2 separate regions of the Homo sapiens genome follow, and region 2 is linked to region 1. Evidence: chromatin loops called from intact Hi-C (ENCODE). Cell type or tissue: dorsolateral prefrontal cortex. All regions are shown on one strand. Each heading gives the region's core, and the rest is flanking DNA. Links, peaks and the distances in the headings are about the cores only.

Evidence for each region. A loop is a pair of places that touch in the nucleus more often than their neighbours do. Peaks named below come from ENCODE experiments on the same cell type or tissue, not always from the same donor. Only the 100,000 strongest peaks of a DNase experiment are listed, where the experiment ranks them.
Region 2: it touches region 1 in a loop (2.3-fold over the local background); 2 of 110 quality-filtered maps call a loop at or near these places.

What each region holds. Positions count from the first base shown.
Region 1 is chr17:44,398,496-44,405,253 of GRCh38, reverse strand. GPATCH8 (G-patch domain containing 8) reads left to right here. Exons shown (of 8, transcript NM_001002909.4): 8 at 3,801-6,758. Among named protein-coding and RNA genes, the nearest start is that of ITGA2B, 12 kb to the right of the region's middle. RefSeq lists a silencer at 4,599-5,062. In dorsolateral prefrontal cortex, for the core only: a CTCF peak has its summit at 4,817 (motif pointing left); no DNase peak of the experiment used is centred there; H3K27ac peaks cover 382 bases.
Region 2 is chr17:44,480,246-44,491,381 of GRCh38, reverse strand. All of the region lies in intron 1 of GPATCH8 (G-patch domain containing 8), which reads left to right. Among named protein-coding and RNA genes, the nearest start is that of GPATCH8, 18 kb to the left of the region's middle. In dorsolateral prefrontal cortex, for the core only: no CTCF peak of the experiment used is centred there; no DNase peak of the experiment used is centred there.

The DNA.
Region 1 (6,758 bases), core at 3,382-5,881:
CTGGGCAACAAGAGTGAAACTCCGTCTCAAAAAAAAAAAAAAAAGAATTATAAACCTTCAGTTTTTATTAATTGACAGATAACAACTGTACATATTCATAGGTTACCTAGTAATGTTTCAATACATATAATATATAGCGATCAGATCAGGGTAATTACCATATCCATCATCTCAAACATTTATTATTTCTTTGTGCAGGAACATTCGGTATCCTCTTTCTAACTATTTGAAACTATATAGTATTGTTAACTCTAGTTATCCTACAGTGGTACAGAACACTGGAACTTACTCTTCCTAGTTAGCTGTAATTTTGTAACAAATCTCTCCTTCCGCCCTTCCCAGCTTCTAGTATCCTCTGTTCTACTTTTTACTTCTATGAGATCAACTTTTTTTTTTAAGCTTCCACATATGAGTGGCAACCTGCAGTGTTTGATTTTCTGTTCCTGGGTTACTTTACTTAACATAATAATTAGTCCTCCAGTTCCTTAAAATGTTTAATAGATCCTTCTTTCAAACTAAAAGCATATCTATATAATTATAGTATAATATACTGATTAAGTTTGTGTATTTTTGAGGCCATATTTTTCTTACTATTTATGTGACTTAATGAAATTATATCTAAACTCTCTATGCCTCAGTTTCCTTATCTGTAAGATAGAGATAAGAACAACTTACAGTTGTTGTGAGGAGTGATTATTACCTCAGAAATGCTTGAAGGGATGCCTAGCACATCAAAGATTCTCAATAAATCAATAAATTATGACACTATTACAATGATTCCCATTTTCTAACATTTATATTAAAAAGCATATGCTGGGCATAGTGACTCGCACCTGTAATCCCAGCACCTTGGGAGGCCAAAGTAAGAGGATCACTTGAACCCAGGAGCTCAAGACCAGCCAGGGCAACATAGGAAGACCCTGTCTCTAAAAAAAAAAAATCTTAAAAATTAGCCGGGCATGGTGGCACATGCCTGTAGTCCCAGCTACTCAGGAGCCTGAGGTAGAAGAATCACTTGAGCCTGGGAGATCAAGGCTGCAGTGAGCTGTGATCACAGCACTGCACTCCAGCCTGGGTGATAGAGCAAGACCCTGTCTCAAAAAAAAGAATCCCCTTTTTATTCAGTTTGCGGGGCGTTGTTTTTTATTTGTTTGCTGTGGAGTAGGTTTCATAACACAGTGTAAGTATTTCTTGCTCTCCAAATCTGTTGAGTTCTCATTTTCCAGTAGCAATAGTTTAGATAGCAAGAGATTACACATTGGCCGGGCACGGTGGCTCACGCCTGTAATCCCAGCACTTTGGGAGGCCGGGGTAGGTGGATCACCTTAGGTCAGGAGCTTGAGACCAGCCTGACCAACATGGTGAAACTCTGTCTCTACTAAAAATACAAAAATTAGCCGGGCATGGTGGCGTACGCCTGTAATCCCAGCTACTAAGGAGGCTGAGGCAGGAGAATTGCCTGAACCCAGGAGGCAGAGGTTGCAGTGAGCCAAGATTGTACCATTGCACTCCAGCCGGGGCAACAAGAGCAAAACTCCAGCTTGGGAGAAAAAAAAAAAAAAGAGAGATTACATATTGTCTGAATATACTTATCCCTGAGTTGAGGAAAGCTGTTAGCTAGGGTTTGGATAACAAGGACATCATATAAATAGGTCTCTGATTCTGTTTAGTTCTTGATTTGGAATTTAAGGGTATAGTGTACGCTGTATAGTGTACAAACTATAAAAATTGCAAGCCAGATGCGCAGTGGCTCACATCTGTAATCCCAGCACTTTGTGACACAGAGGCAGGAGGATCACTTGAGGCCAGGTGTTCAAGACCAAACTGGTCAACATAGCAAGACTCTGTCTCTGCAAAATTTTTTTTTAATTAGCCAGCATGGGCCGAGCATGGTGGCTCAAGCCTGTAATCCCAGCACTTTGGGAGGCCGAGGCAGGTGGATCACGAGGCCAAGAGATCAAGACCATCCTGGCCAACATGGTGAAGCCCATCTCTACTAAAAATACAAAAATTAGCTGGGCATGGTGGTACATGCCTGTAGTCCCAGCTACTTGGGAGGCTGAGGGAGGAGAATCACTTGAACCCGGGAGGTAGAGGTTGCAGTGAGCCGAGATCGCACCACTGTACTCCAGCCTGGGCAATAGGGTGACACTGTCTCAAATAAATAAATAAAATTAGCCAGCATGGTGAGGTGCACCTGTAGTCATAGCTACTTAGGAGGCTGAGGTGGGAGGATTGAGCCAGGAGTTTGAGACTGCAATGAGCTATGATCATGCCACTTCACTCCAGCCTGGGCAATGCAGTTAGACCCCACCTCAGAAAAATAAAACTTTCAGGCAAGATCATCAGTTTAAAACTATTGAGGCTCCTTGATGTTCCTTTTGTCAAAGATGAAAGTGCTCAGGTAACATTATGACTGTAGTACTGAATGCCCAGAAACTGCCACAAAACCAAAGCAAATGCTTGTTACGGTACCCAGGAGATAGGCATGGACTTTTTAGTTTCTGTGGCAGACATGCTGACCACAGACTGCCATAAGTAGCACAGTGGAAGTTTCTATGTTTAACTCAGAATATGCAAATTTTTAAAAAATGAAATTTGAAAGCATGGGGAAATTTTTATTTTTATTTTTTTTAGAGGTGGGGTCTCACTATGTTGCCCAGACTGGTCTTGATCTCCTGGCCTCGAGCAATCCTCCCTCCTCAGCCTTCTGAATCACTGAGATTACACATGTGAGCCACCCTGACCCAGCAAGAGTTTTTCTTTAATTGAATGAAATAAAACCTATGTGAATACATGTACAGCCATACATTAGATAACATACTGATGGACAAAATTATAAAATAAGAAATGAGATCAGAAACATAGTAATGATGGGCTATTTCAGTCGTGACATAAGTCTTACTTTTTTTTTTTTTTTTTTTTTTTTGAGACAGAGTCTTGCTCTGTCACCCAGGCTGGAGTGCAGTGGTGCTGCGATCTCAGCTCACTGCAACCTCTGCCTCTCCCAGGTTCAAGTTATTCTTCTGCCTCAGCCTCCTGAGTAGCTGGGATTACAGACGCCCGCCACCACAGCCAGCTAATTTTTGTATTTTTAGCAGAGGCGGGGTTTCACCATGTTGGTCAGGCTGGTCTTGAACTCCTGATCTCATGATCTGCTCGCCTCCACCTCCCAAAGTGCTGGGATTACAGGCGTGAGCCACTGCGCCCGGCCTGTACTTTATTTTTTATTTTTTTTTTTAATTTTTTTGAGAGGGAGTCTCGCTCTGTCACCCAGACTGGAGTGCAGTGGCGTGATCTTGGCTCACTGCAACCTCCATCTCCCAGGTTAGAGCGATTCTTCTGCCTCAGCCTCCCAAGTAGCTGGGATTACAGGTGTGTGCCACCATGCCTGGCTAATTTTTGTATTTTTAGTAGAGACAGGGTTTCACCGTGTTGGCCAGGCTGTTTACGAACTTCTGACCTCAAGCAGTCTGTCCACCTTGGCCTCTCAAAGTGCTGGGATTACAGGCATGAGCCACCACACCCAGCTTTTTGTACTTTAGACAGCTTAAGGAAAAGCTATGTAATAACTGGCTGGCCCTGGGAATTTGGTAGGTTAACAGAATGAGTCTTTGCCTAACCTCCTCTTAGAAAGTCGCATTTGTTAGTATAGGGCTAGGGAATATGACCACCACTCACTGTCTTTGAGACCTACCTATAATGAATGATAGGATATAAGAGATTAGTATTTTATAAGGTTTATGAAATGTACTCCTAAACCTGCTTTTTGTTTTTTATTTTTCTAAATCATCATGTAGTGCACCTGGAAGTGGTCCCATGTTCAAACCAACCACAGTGGCTGTAGATGAAGAAGGTGGAGAAGATGATAAAGATGAATCAGCTACAAATAGTGGCACAGGTGCCACTGCTTCTTGTGGCCTGGGATCTGAATTCTCCACAGATAAAGGAGGCCCTTTCACTGCAGTACAAATCACTAATACCACTGGACTGGCCCAGGCTCCTGGGTTAGCCTCCCAAGGCATCAGCTTTGGCATTAAGAATAATCTGGGGACCCCATTGCAAAAATTGGGAGTGTCATTTTCTTTTGCCAAAAAGGCTCCTGTCAAACTCGAATCAATAGCATCAGTTTTCAAGGACCATGCGGAGGAAGGGACCTCTGAAGATGGAACAAAACCCGATGAGAAGAGTTCTGACCAAGGACTGCAGAAGGTAGGAGACTCTGATGGGAGCAGTAATCTTGATGGTAAAAAAGAGGATGAAGACCCTCAGGATGGAGGGTCCCTTGCCTCAACATTATCCAAATTAAAAAGGATGAAACGAGAAGAAGGAGCTGGGGCTACAGAGCCTGAGTATTACCACTACATCCCCCCAGCACACTGCAAAGTAAAACCTAATTTTCCCTTTCTACTTTTTATGAGAGCCAGTGAACAAATGGATGGTGATAATACTACACACCCAAAGAATGCCCCAGAGAGTAAAAAAGGCAGTTCTCCCAAGCCTAAAAGCTGCATCAAGGCGGCAGCAAGCCAAGGAGCAGAAAAGACAGTTAGTGAAGTCTCTGAGCAGCCGAAGGAAACCAGCATGACCGAGCCCTCAGAACCAGGAAGCAAAGCTGAGGCAAAGAAGGCCTTAGGAGGGGATGTAAGTGATCAGAGTTTAGAAAGTCATAGTCAGAAGGTTTCAGAGACCCAAATGTGTGAGTCCAACTCTTCTAAAGAAACCTCTCTGGCCACCCCAGCAGGGAAAGAAAGCCAAGAAGGACCCAAACATCCTACTGGTCCCTTCTTCCCAGTTTTGAGCAAAGATGAAAGCACTGCCCTCCAGTGGCCATCAGAACTATTAATTTTCACCAAGGCAGAACCCTCCATTTCATACAGTTGTAACCCTTTATATTTTGACTTTAAACTTTCAAGGAACAAAGATGCCAGAACTAAAGGAACAGAAAAACCAAAGGATATAGGAAGCTCCTCAAAGGACCATCTCCAAGGCCTAGATCCTGGTGAGCCAAATAAAAGCAAGGAAGTGGGCGGAGAGAAAATAGTACGTTCCTCAGGAGGCAGAATGGACGCACCTGCTTCAGGGTCTGCCTGTAGCGGCCTGAACAAGCAGGAGCCTGGGGGTAGCCATGGGTCTGAGACAGAAGACACAGGGAGAAGCCTTCCCAGCAAGAAAGAACGATCTGGGAAGTCCCACCGGCACAAAAAGAAAAAGAAGCACAAAAAATCCAGCAAACACAAACGTAAACACAAGGCTGACACAGAAGAGAAAAGCTCTAAGGCAGAGTCAGGGGAGAAATCTAAGAAGCGCAAGAAACGAAAACGAAAGAAGAATAAGTCATCAGCCCCAGCAGATTCTGAACGAGGACCCAAACCAGAACCCCCTGGGAGTGGCAGTCCCGCACCACCAAGAAGAAGGCGGAGAGCTCAAGATGACTCCCAGCGGAGATCCCTCCCAGCTGAAGAGGGGAGCAGTGGCAAAAAGGATGAAGGTGGGGGTGGTAGCAGCTCCCAAGACCATGGTGGGAGGAAACACAAAGGTGAACTTCCACCTTCATCCTGCCAGCGAAGAGCAGGCACCAAACGGAGCAGCCGGTCTAGCCATCGGAGCCAACCCAGTAGTGGAGATGAGGATAGTGATGATGCTTCCTCACACCGGCTGCACCAGAAGTCTCCATCCCAGTACAGTGAGGAAGAAGAAGAGGAAGATTCAGGCAGTGAGCATTCCCGCAGCCGCTCAAGGTCTGGCCGGCGCCATTCCTCGCATCGTTCCTCCCGGCGTTCTTACTCAAGTAGCTCAGATGCCTCTTCAGACCAGAGCTGCTATAGTAGACAGCGCAGTTACTCTGATGACAGCTACAGTGACTACAGTGACAGATCACGAAGGCACTCCAAGCGCTCCCATGACTCAGATGACTCAGACTATGCCAGCTCCAAACACCGATCAAAACGGCACAAATATTCATCTTCTGATGATGACTATAGCCTCAGTTGCAGCCAGTCCCGAAGCCGATCTCGGAGTCATACCAGAGAGCGCTCAAGATCCCGGGGCCGCAGCCGCAGCAGCAGTTGTAGTCGTAGTCGAAGCAAGCGGAGAAGCCGTAGCACCACAGCCCACAGCTGGCAACGGAGCCGGAGCTATAGCCGGGACCGCAGCCGCAGCACCAGGAGCCCTTCCCAGAGATCAGGCTCCAGGAAGAGATCATGGGGTCACGAGAGCCCTGAGGAGAGGCATTCTGGGCGTCGGGACTTCATTCGTTCTAAGATCTACCGCTCCCAGTCCCCCCACTATTTCCGATCAGGCCGGGGAGAAGGTCCTGGGAAGAAAGATGATGGCAGAGGAGATGACAGTAAAGCAACAGGTCCACCTTCCCAGAACAGCAACATTGGCACAGGAAGAGGGTCAGAAGGTGACTGCAGTCCTGAAGACAAGAACTCTGTCACTGCCAAACTGCTACTGGAGAAGATCCAGTCAAGGAAAGTGGAGAGGAAACCTAGTGTGAGTGAGGAGGTGCAGGCCACCCCTAATAAAGCTGGGCCCAAGCTCAAGGACCCCCCACAAGGTTACTTTGGGCCCAAGCTCCCCCCATCTCTTGGCAATAAGCCTGTCCTTCCACTGATAGGGAAGCTCCCAGCTACCCGAAAGCCCAATAAGAAGTGTGAAGAGTCTGGCTTGGAAAGGGGGGAAGAGCAAGAACAGTCAGAGACAGAAGAGGGGCCCCCAGGGAGTAGTGATGCCCTATTTGGGCATCAGTTCCC
Region 2 (11,136 bases), core at 5,231-7,730, 84 kb before region 1:
AAGCAGCTGGGATTACAGGTGACCACCACCACACTTGGCTGATTTTTGTGTTTTTAGTAGAGACAGGGTTTCACCATCTTGGCTAGGCTGGTCTTGAACTCCTGACCTTGTGATCCACCTGCCTTGGCCTCCCAAAGTGCTGGGATTACCGGCATGAGCCACCGTGCCTGACTGAAGTTGTATTAAATTTTAATAGTTATAGGAAGAGGGAAGAGGCTAAGAACATCTCTCTAGAGTTTCGTATTGTGTTTTGCTTTTTGAGATTATAGGCTCTTGATTGTGATCTTTGACTTGTCCTAATAATTCCTTCTTCTCCAGCTCTAATTTGTCTCTACTAATTTCTACATAGTTTAATCACATAAAGGATACAGCTGTGGGATTATGTAGACGTCAGAATCAGCACCAGTTAGCAAATAATAAGATTTCATTTATCTGGATAAATTTAAGGCAATTCCTGTCTTTATTGATACTTAAATGATCACCACAACCAAATTTGTAAGAGAGAAGTTTCCACATTTGTCCTGTGTTTGGAAGTAGAATCCTTGACTTGTAAGGAACTAGAGCTACTGTGTATTTTAATAACATGCAGAGCAGGTCAGCCAGGTTGTATTCATTTGCCATTAGATCTGCCACAAGTTGAAGTTTTTTTTGAGAGTGGAGGCAGTTGAAGGAAAGTCAGTTGGGTGTATGCATATAATTTAAAATCTAATACTTTTTTTTTTTTTTTAGAAAAGCTAGATTGCTTCCAGTCTGACCCTTTTGAACTTAAATTCCTGATCAGCATAAATGAAAAACTATATTTCAACTTTGAAAGCATATAGTATTCAGAAAGGAAGTGTTGATTTAGATAATGAAATAAGTGTTCCAAGCAGTCATCATTTTTTTAAATTTAAATTTTATTTTTTACCTCCCTCAGCTCATACCTACAAGCAGTCATTAAAACTAAATTTTAGGAATGCTGTAATATAGGACCTATGAATTTTTATTAGGATAACCATGAGTTTTAGTTTATACCTTTTGTCTTGGAATAATTACTGTTAGCATCTTTTGTTTTTTCTTTTTTTGTTTTTTTCTAAGACAAGGTCTTGCTCTGTTACCCAGGCTGGACTGAAGTGACAAGATCATAGCTTACTGCAGCCTCCAACTCCTGGACTCAAGGGATCCTCCCCACTCAGGCTCTTGAATAGCTGAGACTACAGGTGCACACCATCATTAAAAAAAATTTTTACAAAAATTAAAAAAAATTTGTAAAGATAGGGTGTCCCTGTGTTTCCCCAGCTGGTCTTGAACTCCTGGGCTCAAGAGATCCACTTGGCTTCCCAAAGTGCTGGGATTATAGGTGTGAGCCACTGCACCCAGCCTTACCCCCCATTTTATTCTCGAAGTGGTTTGTATGATATATGATCATCTAGATCTAAAGGAATTTCAGAGATCTAAGTGAGGTTTTGAAGGGAAGGTACAGCAGCAAAAAATACCTTTCAGATCCTGTTGAGGCCTTCAGATAATCAGACGCCATACTGAATGTTTTTAGAAAGAATGATCCTGATAAGTCTAAGTTTGTCAGAATGACTCAATTTTGGTGGGGAGGTGGGTTAGGAGGCAAGAAATAAAATATCACCACTACTATCATTGTCATCATTACTACTACTATTATTATAGTTGTGCCCTTGGGGTTTGAAATCACATTTTTCCTCCTTCCTCTTTTTGTTTTTCTAGTATAACATTCAAAAGGGACAAAAGGCAGCTGGGGGCGGTGGCTCACGCCTGTAATCCCAGCCCTTTGGGAGGCCGAGGCGGGCGGATCACCTGAGGTCGGGAGTTCAAGACCAGCCTGGCCAACATGGTGAAATCCCGTCTCTACTAAAATACAAAAATTAGCCAGGCATGATGGCGGGTGCCTGTAATCCCAACTACTTGGGAGGCTAAGGTGGGAGAATTGCTTGAACCCAGGAGGGGTAGGTTGCAGTGAGCCAAGATGGCACCATTGCATTCCAGCCTGGGTGACAGAGACTCCATCTCAAAAAAAAAAAACAAAAAAGAGGGGGTGGGGACAAAAGGATTCAGAGTGAAAAGAAAACCACTTAGTTAACCTTCCCAAAGACAACCCCACTATTTCCAATTGCATGGTGGTTCTTTCACAGAGTGCTTAGTATATTATCCATATACTAAGCATTATGCACTCTTAACTTTCCCAAAGGGTAGCATGCAAGCACATTTTCTAGCAGTTTGATTTTTTCCTCTTAATTGTATGTCCTGGAGATTATTCCATAACTGGAAGGTTTTTTGTTTTACTTTTTGTTTGTTTTTGTTTTTGTTTTTTTTGAGATGGGAGTCTCACTCTGTCCCTCAGACTGGAGTGCAATGGGGCAATCTTGGCTCACTGCAACCTCTGCCTCCCGGGTTCAAGCAGTTTGATTACAGGCACCCGCCATCATGCCCAGCTAATTTTTTTATTTTTGTAGAGATGGGGTTTCACCATGTTGGCCAGGCTGGTCATGAACTCCTGACCTCAGGTGATCCACCCGCCTCGGCCTCATGAAGTGCTGGGATTACAGGCATGAGCCACCGTGCCTGGCCTGTTTTTTGTTTTATTTTAAAGTAATTTTAGATTTGTAGAATAGTTACAAAAATAGTACAAGAGAATTTTGGTATACCACTCACTATATTCCCTACTACAGTATCCATACACTAACTATAATACAATTATCATGGGCCATGTGTGGTGGCTCACACCTGTAATCCCAGCACTTTGGGAGGCCGAGGCAGGCAGATCACCTGAGGTCAGGAGTTCGAGACCAGTCTGGCCAACATGGTGAAACCCCGTCTCTATTAAAAATACAAAAAGTTAGCTACGCTTGGTGGCACGCACCTGTAATCCCAGGCTACTTGGGAGGCTGAGGCAGGAGAATTGCTTGAACCCAGGGGGCGAAGGTTGCAGTGAGCCGAGATCATGCCACTGCACGCCAGCCTGGGTGACAGAGCAAGACTCCATCTCAAAAAAATAAATAAAATAAAATAAATTGGTCTGGCGTGGTGGTGCACACCTGTAGTCCCAGCTACTCAGGAAGTAGAAGATGCAGTGAGCTGAGATTGCGCCACAACACTCCAGCCTGGGCGACAGAGTGAGACTCTGTCTTAAAAAAAAAAAAAAAAAAAAAGGGTCAGGCACGGTGGCTCATGCCTGTAATCCCAGCACTCTGGGAGGCCGAGGCAGGTGGATCACGAGGTCAGGAGATTGAGACCATCCTGGCTAACATGGTGAAACCCCTTCTCTACTGAAAATACAAAAAATTAGCCCGGATGTGGTGGCGCACTCCTGTAGTCCCAGCTACTTGGGAGGCTGAGGCAGGAGAATCGCTTGAACCCAGGAGGCGGAGGTTGCAGTGAGCTGAGATCGCGCCACTGCACTCCAGCCTGGGTAACAGAGCGAGACTCCGTCTCAAAAAAAAAAAAAAAAAAGCTAATTGGTTTCTTTAACGTTAACACAAAAACATAAACACCATCAACTCCCTCATATTTTGCTGTAAAAATAAAATATTAACAGCAATCACTAATCCCTGGTAGTGAAGCACAAAACATTTTCCACCTACCCCCAACATAAATGTAGTCTCATCACAATGACAGGAACACCAAGTAAAAGTAAACAAAATACTAGGTGTCACTGGGGTTGGTGATAACTTTTCAGATGGAAAACCAAAGGCACACCCATGAAAGAAATAATTGGTAAGTTAGACTTTATTAAAATTTAAAACTTCTGTTCTGCAAAAGACACCATCAAGAGAAAGAGAAGACAAGACAGTTTGGCAGTTTCTTACAAACCTAAACCTATTTTTTACCGTTCAATCCAGCAATCATACTCCTTAGTACTTAACCAAAGGAGCTGAAAACTTAAGTCTACACAAAAACCAAAAACATGGATGTTTATAGCATTCTTTATTTGTAATTGCCAAAACTTGGCAGCAGTCCAGATATCCTTCAGTAGGTGAATGGATAAGTAAACTGTGGTATACCAATGGAATATTATTCAGCCCTAAAAAGAAATGAGCTATCAAGCCAGGAAAAGACATGGAAGAACCTTGGATACTTATTCAAGAATATGTGAAAGAAGCCAATTGGAAAAGGCTACATAATGATTGCAAATATATGACATCCTGGAAAAGGCAAAACCGTAGAAACAGTAAAAAGATCAGTGATTGCCAGGAGTTTGAGGGGAAGAAAATAAAGGGATGAACAGGTGGACACTGTGGATTTTTTGAGCAGTGAAATTATTCTCTATGATACTATAATGGTAGATAAATGTCTGTATACATTTGTCAAAACTCATAGAACTACATCAAGAGTGAATCTTAATGTACTATGGACTTTGGCTGATAATGATGTGTCAATGTTGGTTCATCTATTGTAGCAAATGTATTATAATAAATGTGCAGGATGCTGTGTCTATACTTTCAGCTCAACTTTGCGATAAACCTAAAACTGCTTGAAAAAATAAAGTCTGTCTATCTGAAAGTAATCACAAAAGTTAATAATTACAATAAACTCATATTCAGTATTTCTAAAGCACTTCTTCCAAAGAGCATGTGTAATTTAAAACTTTACTAAAAAACTGAAAGGTAACAAATTGAAAACAATGATTACCTCTAAGAAATGAAACGGAGAAAGGAGGGCTTTCTTTCATGTTTTACTTGTTACAGTGTGGCCTAAACTTTTAACAATACCCATTTTACATTTGTATTATTTGTGTTTAGTAGTATATTTTAATAAAGGGGGCCACAATATACTAAAAAATTAAAGACATTGCTTGCACAACCTTTCCTCACCTGTGACCAGGCTATCAGACTAGATGACATATTTAGAGGTAAGATTAAAGTTATTACAAAAATTGTTAAAAAAAATTTTTTTTAAGTTCTCCCTATGAGCTCAGTCTAATAAAATGTCTCAAGAAAAGCATTTTACAAAAAAATGCCCTTAATGGGCATAATTTTAACAATGCAAATCACCTTTAAAAGACTGTGTGCCTGTAATCCCAGCTATTCTGGAGGCTGAGGCAGCAGGACTGCTTGGGCCCAAGTTTGAAAACAGCCTGGGCAACACAGGCTGTTAAAGAAAAGAAAGAAAAGAAAAGAAATGGAAAAAATGGAGAAAGGGGAATGGGCAAGAGCAAGAATGTGAAAGAACTGAGTCTTTACCTTGGTTAACTTGAATAAAATAAAAACTGTCTTGTATGAACCAGCCTCTTTTCATTTTATTTACATAGGCAACATGGTGGAACCCCGTCTCTACCAAAAACAAAACAAAAACCACATTAAACAAACAAAAATTAGCCAGGTGTGCTAATACATGCCTGTAGTCCCAGTTACCTGGGGGGCTGAGGTAGGAGAATCAGTTGAGCCCAGGAAGTAGAAGCTGCAGTGAGCTGTGATTGCACCACTGCCCCGTAGCTTGGGTGACAGGGAGACCTTTAGTTATTCTAAATAAACACATAATATTCACTAGTGTACTAGAAAATGTTCTTATATAGGGCATATAGATGAAGAAAGAGTACCTGGACTTAAAGAACATGCTTTATGGTAGAGGAGATAAGTAAACAGGGAGTCACAGTACAAGTACCATAACGAAGGTATAAACATAAAGCTAAAGGAGCACAGAGAAGGAGTGTCAGACAAGACTTCAAAGTAAAAGTGAGTTAAGTGAGTTGGTCTTAGGGCTGGGGGCATAGGAAGAGTGTGGGGACACTCTCATTGAGGGAATGGTAGCCTGGCCAGATTTGCTTTTAAAAACTTTATTAGAGGCTGGGCGGGATGGCTCACAGCAGGAATCCCAGCACTTTGGGAGGCCAAGGTGGGAGGATCGTTTGAGCTCAGGAGACGGAGTCTGCAGTGAGTCGAGATTGTGCCACTGCATTCCAGCCTGAGTGACAGAGCGAGACCCTATCTCAAAAATAAACAGAAAATCAAACATTAGTAAAGGCCAGGCGCTGTGGCTCAAGCCTATAATCCTAGCACTTTTGGAGGCCGAAGCAGGGGGATCACCTGAGACCAGGGGTTTGAAACCATGCTGGGAACATGGCAAGACTCCAAGTCTACAAAAAAAAATTTTTAAATGAAAACATTAGACGGGTGTGGTGGCTTGCACCTGTAGTCCCAGCCACTTGGGGGGCTGAAGTGGGAGAATCACTTGAGCCCAGGAGGTGCGGTGAGCCAAGATTGTGTCACTGCACTCCAACATGGATGACAGAGTGAGACCTTGTCTCAGAAAATAAAAACAGGCTTGGCATGGTGGGCTCACACCTGTAATCCCAGCACTTGGGGAGGCTGAGGCGGGCGATCTCTTGAGCTCAGGAGTTCGAGACCATTCTGGGCTACATGATGGAACCCAGTCTCTAAAAAAAATACAAAAAAATGTAGCCAGGCATGGTGGCATGTGCCTGTGGTCTCAGCACTTGGGGAGCTGAGGTGGGAGGATCACTTGAGCCTGGGAGGTTGAGGCTTCAGTGAGCTGAGATTGAATCACAAACAAATACATAATAAAAGTTAGACAGAGGGTCCCACTATGCTGCAGGACACATCATAGCACTTATGATACATTGAAATATCAAATTAGGGCGAAATTTAACATGACAATTACAACATTAAGTTTTACTTTTTAAAAGTTTTTTGAAACTCACAGCCAAAAGAAGCCTAAAGTGACATGACAACAAAATGTAATGTGGTATCCTCTGTGGGATCCTAGAACAGAAAAAGACCATTAGAGGAAGTCTAAGATAATCTGAATATAGTATGGACTTTAGTTAATAATAATGTGTCAGAGTTGGCCTCCCAAAGCATTGGGATTACTACCTACCCACCTGGTGTGAACCACCCACCACACCTGGTTTGCCCGTGTTTTTTGTAGCCAACTTTTCAGCAGCAAAAGTGTGACTCTGGTGTCAAATATTGAGAAGCCAGGCAAGAAAATTAGGTGGTCTGTTACTTTAAGCTTTAAAAAGTTTCATATAACCTTAATGGATATTTTGATGTTATTTTGTGTTTACCTTTGAGCTTTTAAAATGAAAACTAAATGTATGTTTGAATCAACGCCATTTAAAATAAATTTCTGGGCTGCGCATGGTGGCTCACACCTGTAATCCCAGCACTTTGGGAGGCTGAGGCAGGCAAATTGCTTGAGGCCAGGAGTTCGAGACTAGCCTGGCCAACATGGCGAAACCCTGTTTCTGCTAAAAAATAAATAAATAAATAAATTGGTCTGGCATGGTGGCTCACACCTGTAATCCCAGCACTTTGGAAGTCCGAGGCGGGCGGATCACGAAGTCAGGAGATCAAGACCATCCTGGCTAACACAGTGAAACCCTGTCTCTACTACAAATACAGAAATTAGCTGGGTGTGGTGGCATTTGCCTATAGTCCTAGCTACTCGGGACGCTGAAGCAGGAGAATCGCTTGAACCTGGGAGGTGGAGGTTGCAGTGAGCTGAGATCACGCCACTGTGCTCCAGCCTGGGCAACAGAATGAGACTCTGTCTCAAAACAACAACAACAACAACAACAACAACAACAAAAACAACCAAACAAAAATTAGCCGAGCCTGGTAGTGCATGCTTGTAATACCAGTTTCTTGGGAGGCCGAGGCACAAGAATTACTTGAACCCAGGGGGCAGAGGTTGCAGTGAGTTGAGATCGTGCCACAGCACTCCAGCCTGGGTGACACAGCAAGACTCTGTCTCAAAAAAATAAAAAATAAAGTAAATTTCTGATTAAATATTTTGAATTTTATTTTAAAATGCAGTAAGTATGAAATTCAAAAGAAAAAAATGCAGTTAAAAATAGCCTACCTCGGCCAGTCGCGGTGGCTCACGCCTGTAATCCCAACACTTTGGGAGGCCGAGGTGGGCAGATCACAAGGTCAGGAGTTCAAGACCAGCCTGGCCAATATGGTGAAACCCCATCTCTACTAAAAATACAAAAATTAGCCAGGTGTGGTGGTGGGTGCCTGTAGTCCCAGCTACTCAGGAGGCTGAGGCAGGAGAATGTCTTGAACCCGGGAGGCGGAGGTTGCAGTGAGCCGAGATGGTGCCACTGCACTCCAGCCTAGGTGACAGAGTGAGACTCCATCTCAAAAAAACAAAAAAAAGAAATGAGTGTCTAAGAGATATGAGAGGTAGGCTGTATATATATATATATATATATATATATATATATATATATATTTTTTTTTTTTTTTTTTTTTTTGAGACGGAGTCTCACTCTTTCGCCCAGGCAGAGTGCAGTGGTGCTGTCTCGGCTCACTGCAAGCTCCGCCTCCTGGGTTCACACCATTCTCCTGCCTCAGCCTCCTGAGTAGCTGGGACTACAGGCACCAGCCACCATGCCTGGCTAATTTTTTGTATTTTTAGTAGAGACGGGGTTGCACCGTGTTAGCCAGGATGGTCTCGATCTCCTGACCTCGTGATCCGCCTGCCTCGGCCTCCCAAAGTGCTGGGATTACAGGCGTGAGCCACCGCGCCCGGCCTAGACACCCATTTCTAAGAGTTAACTTCTACTACAAGCTTCTAATGTATTCTAGAGCTGCTCTGTACATGTTTTTTAGTTTAGTTTTGAAAATTAACATGCAGTAGTATTGACTTATTTGATATGGATTTCTATGAATTTATTTTTTGATAGAAATATATTTTTTTTAATTTTACTTTAAGTTCTGGGATACATGTGCAAAACATGCAGGTTTGTTGCATAGGTATACATGTACCATGGTGGTTTGCTGCACCTACGAACCCGTCATCTAGGTTTGGTTTGGTTTTTTTTTTTTTTTTTTTGAGATGGAGTCTGGCTCTGTCGCCCAGGCTGAAGTGCAGTGGTGTGATCTCGGCTCACTGCAGCCTCCGCCTCCTGCATTCAAGCGATTCTCCTGCCTCAACCTTCTGAGTAGCTGAGATTACAGGCGCCCGCCACCACACCCGGCTAATTTTTTTGTGTTTTTAGTAGAGACGGGGTTTCACCATGTTGGCCAGGCTGGTCTTGAACTCCTGACCTCAAGATCCACCTGTCTTGGCCTCCCAAAGTGCTGGTATTACAGGCATGACCCACTGCGCCCAGCCTCGTCTAGGTTTTAAGTCCCGTACGCATTAGGTATTTGTCGTAATGCTTTCCCTCCCCTTGCCCCCCACCCACTGACAGGCCCCAGTGTATAATGTTCCCCTCCCTGTGTCCATGTGTTCTCATTGTTCAGCTCCCACTTAAGAGTGAGAACATGGGGTTATTTATTTTTGAGACAAGAGTCTCACTCTGTCGCCCAGGCTGGAGTGCAGTGGCGACACCTTGGCTCACTGCAACCTCTGCCTTGTAGGTTCAAGCGATTCTCCTGCCTCAGCTTCCTGAGGACCTGGATATCAGGCGTGTACTACCACACCCGGCTAATTTTTCTATTTTTAGCAGAGATGGGGTTTCTCCATGTTGGCCAGTCAGGTCTCAAATTCCTGACCTCAAGTGATCTGCCTGCCTTGGTCTCCCAAAGTGCTGGGATTACAGGTGTAAGCCACCATGCCCAGCCTAGTTCTATGAATTTTAACACATTTATAGATTCTTATAACTGCCACTACAATCTGCCTATGGAACAGGATTTTAATTTAAGTATTCAAAAAATACATTTTTTAGAGGTGAAATACAGAAATATTTAGCCTGTTTTCACCATTTTTCAAAAAATTTAAGTACAATTAAGATACAGTGAAATTCGCCCATTTACATGTACAGTTCATCAGCACCATAAGACGGTGAAAAAAAAGTACAATTTGAGTATTGACAAAACGCATCATAGTGCAGCCACCACAACAACCAGTGTATAGCTTCTGACAATCACTGATCTTTTTCTTTTCTTTAGCTTTGTTTTTTCCAGAATGTCCTATATATGGAAGCCTTTTGAGTATGGCTTCTTTTCACTTAGCATAATTAATTTGAGATTCATCTCTGTTACTACTTGTATGAATAATTTGTTTCTTTTTAGTGCCAAGTAATATCTCATTGTATGGGGTATACCATAGTTTTTAAAGTTCATTTCTCAGTTGACATTTGGATAGTTTCTAGCGTACAAATAAAGTTGTTAAAAACATTCACAGACAGGTGTTTTAAGTTGAGTGTACTATTTTATGTTCCCATCAGTAATCTATGAAAGTTGCTCGTCTGAAATTTTATCAGAGGAGGGCTCACGCCTGTAATCCCAGCACTTCGGGAGGCTAAGATGGGCAGATTGAGCCCAAGAGTTCGAGACCAGTCTGGGCAATATGGCAAAACCCCATCTCTACCAACAATACAAAAATTAGCTTGGTGTAGTGGCGTGCACCTCTAGTCCCAGCTACTCGGGAGCCTGAAATGGGAAGGATTGCTTAAGCCCCAAGGAGGGTTGAGGCTGGAGTGAGCCATGATGGTGCCACTGCATTCCAGCCTGGACAACTGAGAGAGACTGTCTCTCCAAACAAATGAAGTGGTATTAGGTTGTTTTTTTTTGTTTTTGTTTTTGTTTTTGAGACTGGAGTCTCACTCTGTCACCCAGGTTGGAGTGCAGTGGCGTGATCTCGGCTTACTGCAACCTCTGCCGCCCGGGTTCAAGCGATTCTCCTGCCTCAGCCTCTTGAGTAGCTGGGATTACAGGCGCCTGTCATCGTACCCAGCTAATTTTTTTTTTTTTTGCCCTTGTTGCCCAGGCTGGAGTGCAATGGCGCGATCTCAGCTCACTGCAACCTCCTCCTTCCGGGTTCAAGCGATTCTCCTGCCTCAGCCTCCCGAGTAGCTGGGATTACAAGCATGAGCCACCACGCCTGGCTAATTTTTTATTTTTATTTTAGTAGAGACGAGGTTTCTCCATGTTGGTCAGGCTGGTCTTGTACTCCCGACCTCAGGTGATCTGCCCTCCTTGGCCTCCCAAAGTGCTGGGATTATAGACGTGAACCACCGCGCCTGGCCAATTTTTGTATTTTTTAGTAGAGACGGAGTTTCACCATGTTGGCCAGGCTGGTCTTGAATTCCTGACCTCGTGATTCTCCTGCCTCGGCCTCCCAGATTGCTGGGATTACAGGCATGAGCCACCGCGCCCTGCCGCATTTTTTTTTAAATGCCATTTTAATAGGCATGTGGTGGTAATACATTGTGAT